Regions from separate parts of the Homo sapiens genome. Here regions 1 and 2 are each linked to region 3. Evidence: chromatin contacts called from ENCODE Hi-C or POLR2A ChIA-PET data. All regions are on one chromosome and are shown on one strand. The core of a region is the stretch at or near the end of the contact, and the rest is flanking DNA. Distances in the headings are between cores, read along the strand shown.

Region 1 (3,626 bases), core at 911-3,410, 180 kb before region 3:
CATCCTGAAAAGTTTGGAATTGGCGGAAACTGCATTGACTGGGTATCTGGACATGCATTGGAGGATCTCCCACTAATGTCCTGCGAGGCCATGGCTGAGTCATTTCACCCTTCCAAATACCAGATTTCTTCCTATAGCAAAGGTTTCCACTAGGTGAACTCTAAGAACCCTTTTATCCTAAGAATCAGAGTATTTTGAAGCTGACCTCTTCCTTGATTTTCTGAGTTGTGACAGCATCATCTGTCTGAAGAAACCAACCAGTATGAAATGGGAGAATCCTAACCAGTAAATTTACTAGATCCAGCCTCTCTCAGGATAGCACATAACAAAATGCTAGAATGAACTGTTATATAAAATTCACATAAAAATGACCACATATGCCACTTTTATTGGGAAATTACAAGGAGAATGTGAATCTAATATCTACTGATGAATTATTCAACTATATTTCAGTCAGCCTGGCTGACTGGATGACAGAGTATGAGTATTTTTCAAGCACTCATAGAAAACTCCTGAACTCTCTTGAATGTTGGCTTGATGGTTATTTCTGGTGAAGAATGGACACCTGAAGGTATAAGAAGAGAGACCCTTTCTTTAGGAATGGGAAAGGACATCATTATGGGATGCCCCAGGGGATCATTTGAAACCCTTTAAATATACATCTTGGGGAAAGAAGACTTTATCCTGACTGGATATCTGACCTGGAAAATACCTTCCAAGACAAAGAACAGTGAGGTCATACACAGAGGGCGTGAAAGGCTTAGGAAAAGAGTAAAGGAAGCCCCAAGAAACAGAGACTGTTGAGTCCAGGGGAGTTTGAGAAGCCATAGGAGACTGAAATAGAGGCTTATGCATATGTTGATGATATATGCGTGATTTGGAGGAAGTCAGAGAGAAACATGGCTGATTTCTCAGCAAATACACTTTAAAATGCACATGTTCTAAACCTAACCCGCTATCTATAAACGCCAGCAATAGCCATGATTAACTAACTAGTAGAGACGCAGAGGGTGGTAGGCATGAGTTCTTCCCACTCAGGCACTGGGAGGCTTTCAGTCACTCCAAAGTCCCCACTGCCTAAATAGTTACAAGTTTGTAGTAGCAAATATACACAATATTACCAAATGTAACAGCTTTAAAAATCAGCCATTTGGCCAAGGCTGGAGAATTCTGTTTGCACCGGTTTCTCTTTTTGGAAGGGATCAAAATGTTGCCTCTCACAGTCCTTTGACTGTAGGAGAAATCAGAGGAAACCTGGATGGTCCACAGCAAGTTAGTATTTCCCACTGAAATAAACACATTCTTTTGACTCCCCTCCAGCCATGGAGCCCTGGCCAACAACTCACAATACAAAGCCGAGACTGGCTTCCACTAGGAACACAGCAACTGCTAATCCCCATTATCACACCCGACAGTGTCCACCACACCCCCATAAAGATGCATTTTCTAGTAACTAATAAAAACTGGTCCTGAAGACAATAGCCTCGCGCTCATCTAAATACCCGTTGGGATATTGCAAATTAACACCTTGTAAAGCAACCCAATTAAAAATTATGCCCATACACACAGTCTCACCCACCAAAACATACATCTGCCTCTCCAAATATTATGCAACGCTGGATTCTAAATCGGTCTTAATTTCTAAAAAGCCTACAGGCACGGATATAAATTCTCAGCTCTCGTGGCTGTGGCCGCCCTATGCACTCTTCCCAGTGGTGGACACAAACGTTAATGTACTTGTTATTATTTAAGGACACAAAAATATAGAAGGTGGCATTTTTCGCTTTCCCCTTCGAAGACTCTCCCCAGAGCTGCCAGATGAACGCCCACGCCACCTTCTCCCACCAAAGGTGGATCCAGCTAACAGGAGACTGGATCGCGACCATAGCGCGTTTGTGCCCAGTTCTGGGGAAAGCCTCATGTTAGCGAGTGGCCCTCGGCTCGTCTCGCAGATCGGCCAAGTACGCGGAGGCCGCGCGGTTTCACCATTAATACTCCTGAAGGACAATAGCTCATCAAGCCCCACCGAAAGCCCCGGACCCGTCGCGGAGCCTGGGCTGGCGGGGGATGAGGCTGAGCAACTCCTCCTAGAGGTGGTTATGTGGAGAAGGAGCAATCCCTTCTCCCTCCTCCTCCTCCCCCCGCTACTATCCGCGGCCCAGAGAACTGCCGCTTGCCGCCATTGACACGCACAGATAGAACCCAAAGAAAGGCAAAGAGTCCTGCCCGGCACCGGCGCCGCGTGGGCCAAACCTGCGCCCGTGGAGGGGCGCGCAGAGGGCACCGGGCGCCGGGAGCAGGCGGCGCAGCACCAGGTGAGCCCGCCATGGCGATGGCATTATTGTTTAGGGTGCTCCGGGGTCTGGAAACAAAACGCGCCGCCGGGGCAGTGCAGGGGCCGGAGAGAACCACCTCTGCCTCTCCCCCGAGCCCCTGCGGGCGCACCCTCGATAGCCGACCCACCCTCTGCAAAAACAAATTCTTAAATCCAGCTGCCCAACTTGCTTCCTTGGGCGATAAAGGGGGGGCTGCTAAAGAAGTGGTCAAATTCCTGCGGCCAGCGAGGGGCCGGGGGCGTCGAGGGTACTGAGAGGGGAAGGAGGAGGGATGCGAGGTTCAGCAGCGGGCCCCAGGCGAGGCTGGACCCGGAGGAAGCGGAGGTCTCCTGGGAATGCGGAGTTTCGGGCGCAGGAGCGGGAGGACGGAGGCGCCCGGCCGCCGATGGGCACGGGGCGATGGGTGGGGGGCTGCGCAGGGCCCGAGGGAGCCCGGGGAGGGCCGCTCGGGGGCCTCTGAAGGTGCCCGGGCAGGGCGCCGGCGGCTCCAGGCTGACAATGGAGGGGGCGCGGAGCAGCCGGGCGGAGGTTAGGGACCCGAGTCCGGGGGCGGGCCGCGCCGGGGAAGGTCAGGTCGGGGACGCCGGGTGGCGGGGCGAGGGCTGGGGGTTGCTGCGCGGACACCCGGGCGCCGCGGGCGGGCGTGCGCCCCGGGGCCGGCGCGGAAGAGGGCGCGAGGCCGGGCACTCCCCTTCGGTTCCCTTTCCGGGGCGCCCGGTGCCGACGCGCGCTGCGCTTTCACCGGGAAATGGCGGCCCGGCCGTGGCTCGCCTGGGCAGTCTGGCTCCCGCTTTGCGCGGGAAAAAATAATAATAATAAAAATATCGAAAAAGGGAATAAAAGTAAACTGGCTGCGGCGCAGGAAAGGGCTCTGCCGGGCGCCGGACGCCGTGCGTATCGCTCGCGGGGCGCGGCGGTTGGGGACCAGCCCTGCCTCCCCCGGCTCCCAGCCTCCAGCCCCGGCGCACCTCAGCCCCAGCCCGGCCAGCCCCCCGGATCGCCCGTGGGTGTCCTCCCCCGCCTTTCCTTGGGGGGGCGCCCTCAGTTCTTGCCCTCTTTGTTCCTTACAACAATGGCCAAAGGGGCATTGGTTCCCCAAGGGCCAAACGAGCTTCCTCCAGGAGTTTCCCGTCGCGTGCAGTGGACCACCGTGGGCCTGACTGAGGCCTGGTCCTTGCCAGGGTTTTTTGGCAACGGCCCTGGATGAGTGAAGGGATGAAAGGCGCGAGAAGAAATGGGCTGAGAAACCAAAGTGCGGGGCCCTGAGTGTTTGAGGGGACGCGATGGGAA
Region 2 (4,043 bases), core at 1,258-3,757, 140 kb before region 3:
TACTTCTCTGTGACCTGACTTATTTTTTCTTTTTTTAAATTTTTTAATTTTTTTAAATTTTTTTTTTAGAGACAGGGTCTCACTCTGTTGCCCAGGCTGGGGTGCAGTGGCACAATCATAGCTCACTGCAGCCTTGAACTCCTGGCTGGGCTCAAGCGATCCTCCTGCCTCGGCCTCCTGAGTAGCTGGGACTAACTTGAGTTCTCTTACGCTTCCTGGATTTCTTTCCAGGCCGAGACATAGAAATCACAAATGAATGAATGTGATCAAACTTGAAGGCCATTTCTAAAGAAAAGCTTTAGCTCAGACCCCATTCTGTGATTGCCTGTTAATGCCTCCTTGTGATTTCAGCGGAAATTCTAGAATTGGCCGGCAATGCCGCGAGGGACAACAAGAAGGCCCGGATAGCCCCGAGACACATCTTGCTGGCAGTTGCCAATGACGAGGAGCTCAACCAGGTATGTCTGAAGCCTTGAGGGAAGCCGTAGAATGGGTTTGCCAAACATGCTAATGTGTGGGCCTGGCTGGCCATGAGTCACTCCTGCTACAGTTCCCAATTACATTTATACAAAAAAAACTCAGGCCATATAAAAGAACAAATTCTGCTAGCTCTTATCATTCAGATTCAAAATAAAATTGCCTCTGGCATAGATCTCATTATATATTCTAGGTCTTATCAGACCTTTCTTTTCTCTTTGAAGACAAGTTCTGTGTGTTGCTGAGGAAGGTGTGGCACAAATGTTATTCTCTTCACTTTCTTCACCCAAACTTAGTTGACAGTTTTTTCTGATGAAGGCAGAAGACTCTTTATATTTTAGAACTGACTGTTTATATTCTGAAACTGACTCCAAAGTCAAGCGAATACCCCCTTTTCACCTACAGTATATGTAAGGTGGTAGGTAAATAGTATAAGAATTTTTATTTCTGTTTCTTTTCATTTATCTTTATTTTCTAATCTCACTCTTCTCAAACTGTAGTGAAGAAGCCATTTTTATGGCCAATCCATCATGGACTGATAATTTCCAGAAATGTAATAAAAATCACTAGAAAAATTAAAAAGCAAACTACAAGCCATAATTTTTTGTTATCAGATTCAACAGATATACAATAACTGTCAGTTTGCTGTGAAAGTTTCTAGATGCTTGCTATACTTCTGTTGTCACTGACGGGTAACTACCAGTTCATGGGTGAGCCATGGTCGCAGACCATGCTTGGGGTAGTGTTGGTTTCGAATCTGCAGAATATATTAGTGGAGTAGTACGTGTCTGTTCTTTGCAGATAAATTAACTTATATTGATTGGGAGGAGCATGGCCAGACATACTTTACTGATGGAATGTATGTGCAAGCTTGTGGAGACCACTGGTTCATCATTAACTGGGTCTAGTCTTTGCAATGACCTTTGAACATCATTTTCTCAAGCTGCGCTCCCCACATGGGAAGCTTTTTATCCTGTGTTGTGTCTGGAATTCCAGAGCCCTGGGCAACATCCCTGGTTTCAACTTCTGTGTCCCTTCTATTTTGCTTTACTTCGTTTTGCTTTCTGTACAACATCACAGGATGCCTTGTTAACCTACGGAGAAATGCTCTACAACTGAAAGTGGGAAAAGCCAATTAAATGGTGTATTACGCAGTTTCTTTAGGAAAGCGGAGGCCACATTTAACAGTTAGAACCGTATTAAGTCCAGGCCAGGCACAGTGGCCCACGCCTGTAATCCCAGCACTTTGGGAGGCCAAGGCAGGTGGATCACCTGAGGTCAGCCGTTCGAGACCAGCCTGGCCAACGTGGTGAAACCCTGTCTCTACTAAAAATACAAAAATTAGCCGGGGTGGTGGCAGGTGCCTGTAATCCCAGCTGCTCAGGAGGCTGAGGTAAGAGAATTGCTTGAACCTGGAGGCGGAGGCTGCAGTGAGCCAAGATCGCGCCACTGCACTCCAGCCTGGGTGACAGAGTAAGATTCTGTATCAAAAAAAAAAAAAAAAAAGAACTGTATGAAATTGGGAACTAGCAGGCTGTTTGCTACATGAGCGCATGCATTTCTCTCTTCAGCTGCTAAAAGGAGTGACCATCGCCAGTGGAGGCGTCCTGCCCAGAATTCACCCCGAACTGCTGGCCAAAAAGCGAGGGACCAAAGGCAAGTCGGAAACGATCCTCTCCCCACCCCCAGAGAAAAGAGGCAGGAAGGCCACGTCAGGCAAGAAGGGGGGGAAGAAATCCAAGGCTGCCAAACCACGGACGTCCAAAAAGGTAGGCCGAGGCTGCGTGTCCTGGGCCAGGCACTCCCACTGCAATGGTCTGAATGTCTGTGTTCCCCCACAATTCATATGTTGAAACCTAACCCCAGAGGCATAGGATTACAAGGTGTGGGCTTTGAGAGATAACTAGATCATGAGGGCGAGTCCTCACGAATGGGAACAGTCCCCTTATAAAAGAGGCCTGAGGGAGGCAGAGGGACCCTTCTGCCATGTGAGGACACAGCTAGAAAGCGTCATCTACCAGGAAGTGAGCCCTTGCCAGACACAGAACCTGCCTGCGCCAAGGACTTCCTGCCTCCGGAACTATGAGAAACAAGTTTCTGGGCCAGGCACAGTGGCTCATGCCTGTAATCCCAACACTTTGGGAGGCCGAGGCAGGAGGATGGCTTGAGCCTAGGAGTTAGAGGCTGCAGTGAGCCATGATGGCACCACTGCACTCGAGCCTCGGTGACAGCGCAAGACCCTGTCTCTTAAACAAACAAAAAAAAAAGAAAGTGGTTTCTGTTGTTTGTGAGCCAGCCAGTCTATAGCATTTTGTTAGAGCAGCCCAGGCAGACACTAAGACGCTCACAGAACAGGAGGGAAGTTTAAAGATGAGACAATGACTTCGTAGCAGACACCTCTGAAGGACCGAGGACTCTTGCAGCTTGGTGCCGGAAGAAAATGACAAGAATGTACAGGTAAAAGAATAAAGGGCCTTTGAGGTTAGAGCTGAAATGGGTCTTCTCTAGGTTTCCAAACCCTAAGCAGGGATGGTTTTCAGATCCCTTTTACTACCCCCAGCAAAATCTGAAGTGAGCGATGATAGCCAGGAACCTGCATTTTATTTCTCTGCAGAGCTCTGTGTTGCCTTCCAAACAGCCTCTAGTCTCCTGCAGGCATTCCCTGAGTTCCGCCAGTGGAATTTCAGGTGTTTGGCATATACTTGATATACTAGGTGTTTGGGTTAGCTTGATATACTAGGTAGCTTAGCTCAGAGATGCCACTGATAGAATAATGTTTTCCTATGTTGCCCAGTACAGTAACCACTGGTCACATGTGGCTTTTTTTTTTTAAGAGACAGGGGTCTCACTCTGTCACCCAGGCTGGAGTACAGTAATGCAGTGGCGAGATCATAGCTCACTGTAGCCTCAAACTCCTGGGCTCAAGCGACCCTCCTGCCTCAGCCTCCCAAAGCATTGGAATTATAAGTGTGAGCTAAGGCACACAAGCCAAGGCTATTTGGATTTGAATTAAAACTAAATCAAATTTAAAATTCAGCTCCTTGATTGTACCAGCCACATTTCAAGCACTCAGCAACATTATTGAGGATCAAGATGAATATTTCCACGATCACAGAAAGTTCTATTGGACAACCCTACTGTAGAAGTTGTGGATGTTTCATTCCACACTGCCTCTGTGCCCCGAGAAATCCTGGGGAGAAAGAAGGCTAAGCAATGGGCTATCAACGGCCCCACCCAGCTCCGATGCTTGTCGTCGTGAGCTGCAGGCATTGAAATGAGCAAGGACAATGTGCTGGTGCACAGGGGTAGGTGAGGACTGCAGGTATGTGTGAGCCCTTTAACACACTTTCTATTTTGCTATTTTGCGGTACCCTTTTCTTTCCTTATATTGCTGACTTTTGCTCCCCTCCTTCAAGAAACAGCAGAACACATCACCTAACCACTTCCTTTCATATTCAACTTGGTGGCAGCCGTGAGAAGAGCTTAATAAAGGCACCTCAGGCTTTTTCTGGATTGGTTCTCATCTTGCCTTTTGATTTTTACCGACAGTCCAAACCAAAGGACAG
Region 3 (4,072 bases), core at 1,081-3,580:
TCTTTAAGGATAATCAAGTTGCAACAAACATCTTCACAAATAATTTCTATTATATTCTAGATATATATTACTAATATATTCTAGAGGCCTAACTATAGCCAAAAAGTAATTTTAAAACTTCTTCAGTATTCTTTAGGAAACCTACTGTCCACATCGCATCCCTTCAAGTTTAAAAATCAAAGTGGAGGCCAGGCACGGTGGCTCACGCCTGTAATCCCAGCACTTTGGAAGGCCAAAGCAGGTGGATCACTGGAGGTAAGGAGTTCAAGACCAGCCTGGCCAACATGGTGAAACCCCGTCTCTACTAAAAATACAAAAATTAGTCAGGCATGGTGGCAAGTGCCTGTAATCCCAGCTACTTGGGAGGCTGAGGCAGGAGAATCACTTGAACCCGGGAGGCTGAAGTTGCAATGAGCCAAGATCATGCCACTGCACTCCAGCCTGGGCAACAGAGCGAGACTTTGTTTCAAAAAACAAACAATAAAACATAAAAGTCCCTTTAGGGCCAATTGTGACTTTGCAGTCTGTCCAGCCCTTTATCAGTTTTAAAGAAATTGACAAATGTAATATTATAAAGCTTAAAAAAGTTTATTTCTATTAAGGAAGGATAAAGCACTTAAAATTGGATAACTATGTAGTGGGTTCTAATTATTAGTATTTCTTAAGTTCCAGAGAGTTCCACTTGATAAAAACAGTTACTTCAGCTAGTGCCAAATTCTAGGAGTAGCTTTGGTCTCCCATAACGGCCACCAAATATTAATTGCAAATAAATAACCTAAGTAAAAGCAGTGTGTTTGTTCTGCATATATAGCTTGAAGATCCACCCCTCACCTTCAAACCAGACAGTCACCTCTGTAAGCCTTTCCTACAGAGAAATTCTGGAGCCAACACTATTTCCAGAAAAACAGTCCCATGAATTATTAGTCAAAAGTTACTGGACTGTCCTTGCTGCTTAATTGCAAAATTAAATAAAATGGAGAGTGGGGGGTAGTTCTCACCCTTCCTGGATTTTACCTGATAGTTAACCTTTGGCTAGATGTGTAAGCTTTACAGTTCGCTTTCCTTTTCCTCCCGCACCAGGCTACTTTTTGTTCCTTCAATGCCTATTCATTCGTCTCCTCTACTCCCCGCTTCCCCTTCCTTCATACACCAACTCAGAGTTCGAGGCACCTGCCCATTTCCTTCCAAATAAAACTGTAAAGAGGTTACAATAGAAGCGCCTGTGGTGACACATTTACGAACGCCTCCGTTATCGCCCATAATCTACTCCTAGTAGCTGGGGGTGGGGGGAGTAAGAGGATAAAGAAAAACCCCAAGTAGCTTTCCTCCACCTACAAGGCCAAAAAAACGTGGTGCCCTAAGGAGCGTGGAGGGCGCCAGCATGCAGCCTCCCGGTTTCCCCGTGCAGCCCTAGGTGCAGGACCCGGGGTAGGTACCCCCTAGACGCCGAATCCTGCAAAGGTAAAAACTTGGCACTTTCTCAGTCTTGTTTCCAGACTGACGTCATCTGTTTGATTTGAGGGAAACAGCTTTCTGTTTCATAAGGAGCATTCCCAGCATCGGCGCTGAGGGAAAACAGGCGGCGCAGAGGCAGGAGCACGACCGGGCCGCGGAGGACCGGTCCAGCGCCTTCACAGACGGCTCCCGATCCGGGCCTCAGTTTTCCCGTCTGTAAAACGAGGGGGTGGACTTGGCTCCGCTCAGCGCCGATAATCTGAGCTACGGCGGCGGAATTAAGGTCTTTAGGAAGTCACTGCCCCCCCCGGCCCGGAGTCGCCTTTTCTCCAAACTGAGCAATCCTCTTACGGGAATTATGTTACTTCCAAGCACCTTTCTAGGGTGGGTCGGTGATTTCCTTTTCCCAACAGACCCTGTCAGAGCCAGACACCTGCAAAACTAGCTGGGCCCAGGTTCGGGTACCCCGAGGCGTGACAAAGGGACCATCTCCGTTCAGCGGGGAGGGATGGCCGGAGGCGACCCTCGCCGCCCCGACCGGCGGCGGCAAGTATGCAATGTGAGGCCGGCCAGGCCCCACAACGCGCCCGAGGAGACGGGCCCGCGTCGGAGACCTGGGGCCGAGCGCGGGCCGCACCCTCCCGGGGAGGCAAGGCCCGGGAATGAATGGGCGGACGGGCGCGGAGGGGCCACGGGCCGCAGACACTCACTGAGGAAGACTCGGTACTCCAGGGAGAAGGGCGCGGCGCGCTCCTCGGTGCTGAAGCCGCTCATAGTGCCGGAGTCCTGCCGCCGCCGCTGCCACAGAGCCACCAGCCCGCACGCGGCGCCGACTGACAAGGAGAGAGCCCCACGCCTGCGCACTGCGAGCACTGGACCGGCGGGCGGGGCGGGGAGCGCCTTTAACGCGGCTCTGCTAGTGTTCCCACCCCCGCCGGGCCAACCCCGTGCGCAGGCGCACTCCGCCAGGCCCGGGTGTCCGCACTCCCCAGCCCCGCCCCTCGGGCCCAGCCTCCGCGATGGCAGCTAGGGCTCAGAGGCTGGGCCACGTGGCTGCCGCCGGCGCTGGTTCTGTTCCTTCGGCTTTGGGCTCTGACCCGGGAGGGCAAATGCGCAGGCTCTAAGCTTGGACTAGCTAGGAGTTGACCGCCGACCACGCACACAGGGAACTCACCTTTGATTCTCACACACTCCTCCCCGCAGTCCTATTCCTTATCTCAAAAGGCGTTGATAAGTCACCTGCTTCCCCAGACAGGCTCTGCTTGCGGTCTTAAAGGTGAGCATTTTTCTGATCCGTCGTAACAAAGTTGAGCCATATTACTGACACCCCTAGTGGCTACTAGTAAGGTACTCGCTTCTCCACTTTCTATAATCTCTCTCACTCCGTTGCTTATCTGGGAAGTGAAGATAATAATATAACTATTTCATGAGTTACTGGGATGATTACCCGAGTTAATACACGTCAAATGCCTGAAGCAGAGCCTGTATCTTTGTAAACAATCTGGAAGTTGTTACTGTCACCCTCCCCAGTGGGGGAGGATTTACGCCCCCGCGCCCCCCGCCCCCTCCATCCCCCCTGCCACCCTACTTAACCCACCTGGGTCTCCAGGGGCTTCAGATGGAAGCACTGGGAAGGTCCAGGCGTGAGCTAGAGTCCCGTGAAGGAGTGTTCTCAGGGACAGGCTCTTCTGATCTTGATTTCCTGTTTATATTCCATCATATCAGGCCAGACCCCAAAAACTAAAGTCTGATTGAGGCAGTGGGAAAATATTTGCATCACTTACCTCCCCAGGAATACATGTAAAAGAAAAAAAGTATATCCACAATCCTAAATATAAATTAGCAAATTATTATTCACATTTCAAAGAATGCCTGGTTTTATTTATTTATTTATTTTAATTTCATGGCCAGGATTTCTTTAAATAACTTTTTCTAGAACATTAAAGATAATGTGCCTTAATGACATTTTGAATTAAACCCTTTTTTCCAAACAATGTCTATTGTAAAAAATGAATATTAAATGAAAACCTAGTAAGATCTCCAGTTAGTTATGGTGTCGCTCCCTTTGTCTCCATCCAACTCCCAAACCTCACTGACACCCATTAATTTTCAGAAGGCTGTGATTCACTGATTTTTTGAACATTTCACCACACTGTTTTACTGCTGTTAAAACAGAAGGGCAGGAAAAAAAATTAGCGAAGCAATAGTTTAGTCAATAATTAGGGTCAAGGCCAGGCGCGGTGACTTACGCCTTCAATCCCAGCACTTTGGGAGGCCGAGGTGGGCGGATTACCCGACGTCAGGAGTTGGAAACCAGCCTGGCCAACACAGTGAAACCCTGTCCCTAGTAAAAATACAAAAATTAGCTGGGCGTGGTTGCACGCGCCTGTAATCCCAGCTACTCGGGAGACTGAGGCAGGAGAACACTTGATCCCGAGAGGCGGAGGTTGCGGTGAGTTGAGATCACGCCAGTGCATTCCAGCCTGGGTGACAGAGCGAGACTCTGTTTCAGAAAAAAAAGTAGGATCAAGTTCAAAGAATATTTTAAGGGGATGCTCTTTTGATTGAACTGCTCTATCACTTTTCTGCCTTTGAGCAGATGGAACCAATTTTCTTG

Evidence for each region. Hi-C counts contacts between places; a loop is a spot of excess contacts on that map. ChIA-PET counts read pairs that join two places held with the same protein, here RNA polymerase II (POLR2A). Pooled maps may share reads with other maps.
Region 1: a pooled map shows a loop between it and region 3 (3-fold over the local background). The contact joins the promoter of MACROH2A2 here to the promoter of PPA1 in region 3. A Hi-C loop is called at or near these places in 1 of 50 pooled maps. POLR2A ChIA-PET finds 5 or more read pairs at or near these places in 2 of 52 experiments (activated CD4-positive, alpha-beta memory T cell and activated T-cell).
Region 2: a loop to region 3 is called in a map of naive thymus-derived CD4-positive, alpha-beta T cell, with 5 times the contacts of the local background. The contact joins the enhancer-like site here to the promoter of PPA1 in region 3. A Hi-C loop is called at or near these places in 2 of 168 maps with a recorded cell type or tissue (CD8-positive, alpha-beta T cell and naive thymus-derived CD4-positive, alpha-beta T cell) and 7 of 50 pooled maps. POLR2A ChIA-PET finds 5 or more read pairs at or near these places in 8 of 52 experiments (CD4-positive, alpha-beta T cell, Caco-2, H1 and 4 more).

Annotation. Positions count from the first base shown.
Region 1 is chr10:70,050,686-70,054,311 of GRCh38, forward strand. It overlaps MACROH2A2 (macroH2A.2 histone), which reads left to right and starts at 2,161. Exons shown (of 9, transcript NM_018649.3): 1 at 2,161-2,315.
Region 2 is chr10:70,089,709-70,093,751 of GRCh38, forward strand. MACROH2A2 (macroH2A.2 histone) reads left to right here. Exons shown (of 9, transcript NM_018649.3): 3 at 352-458; 4 at 2,049-2,246; 5 at 4,027-4,043. Among named protein-coding and RNA genes, the nearest start is that of MACROH2A2, 39 kb to the left of the region's middle. RefSeq lists an enhancer at 1,330-1,474 and a cis regulatory region at 1,395-1,408. Within about 2 kb of position 2,508, at least 5 of the 41 ENCODE cell types and tissues checked have a DNase peak (open chromatin) inside an H3K27ac peak, as active enhancers do; they include CD4-positive, alpha-beta T cell and CD8-positive, alpha-beta T cell, where a contact is called at or near this core.
Region 3 is chr10:70,231,099-70,235,170 of GRCh38, forward strand. PPA1 (inorganic pyrophosphatase 1) reads right to left here and starts at 2,331. Exons shown (of 11, transcript NM_021129.4): 1 at 2,166-2,331. The coding sequence starts at 2,229. RefSeq lists a silencer at 1,973-2,542.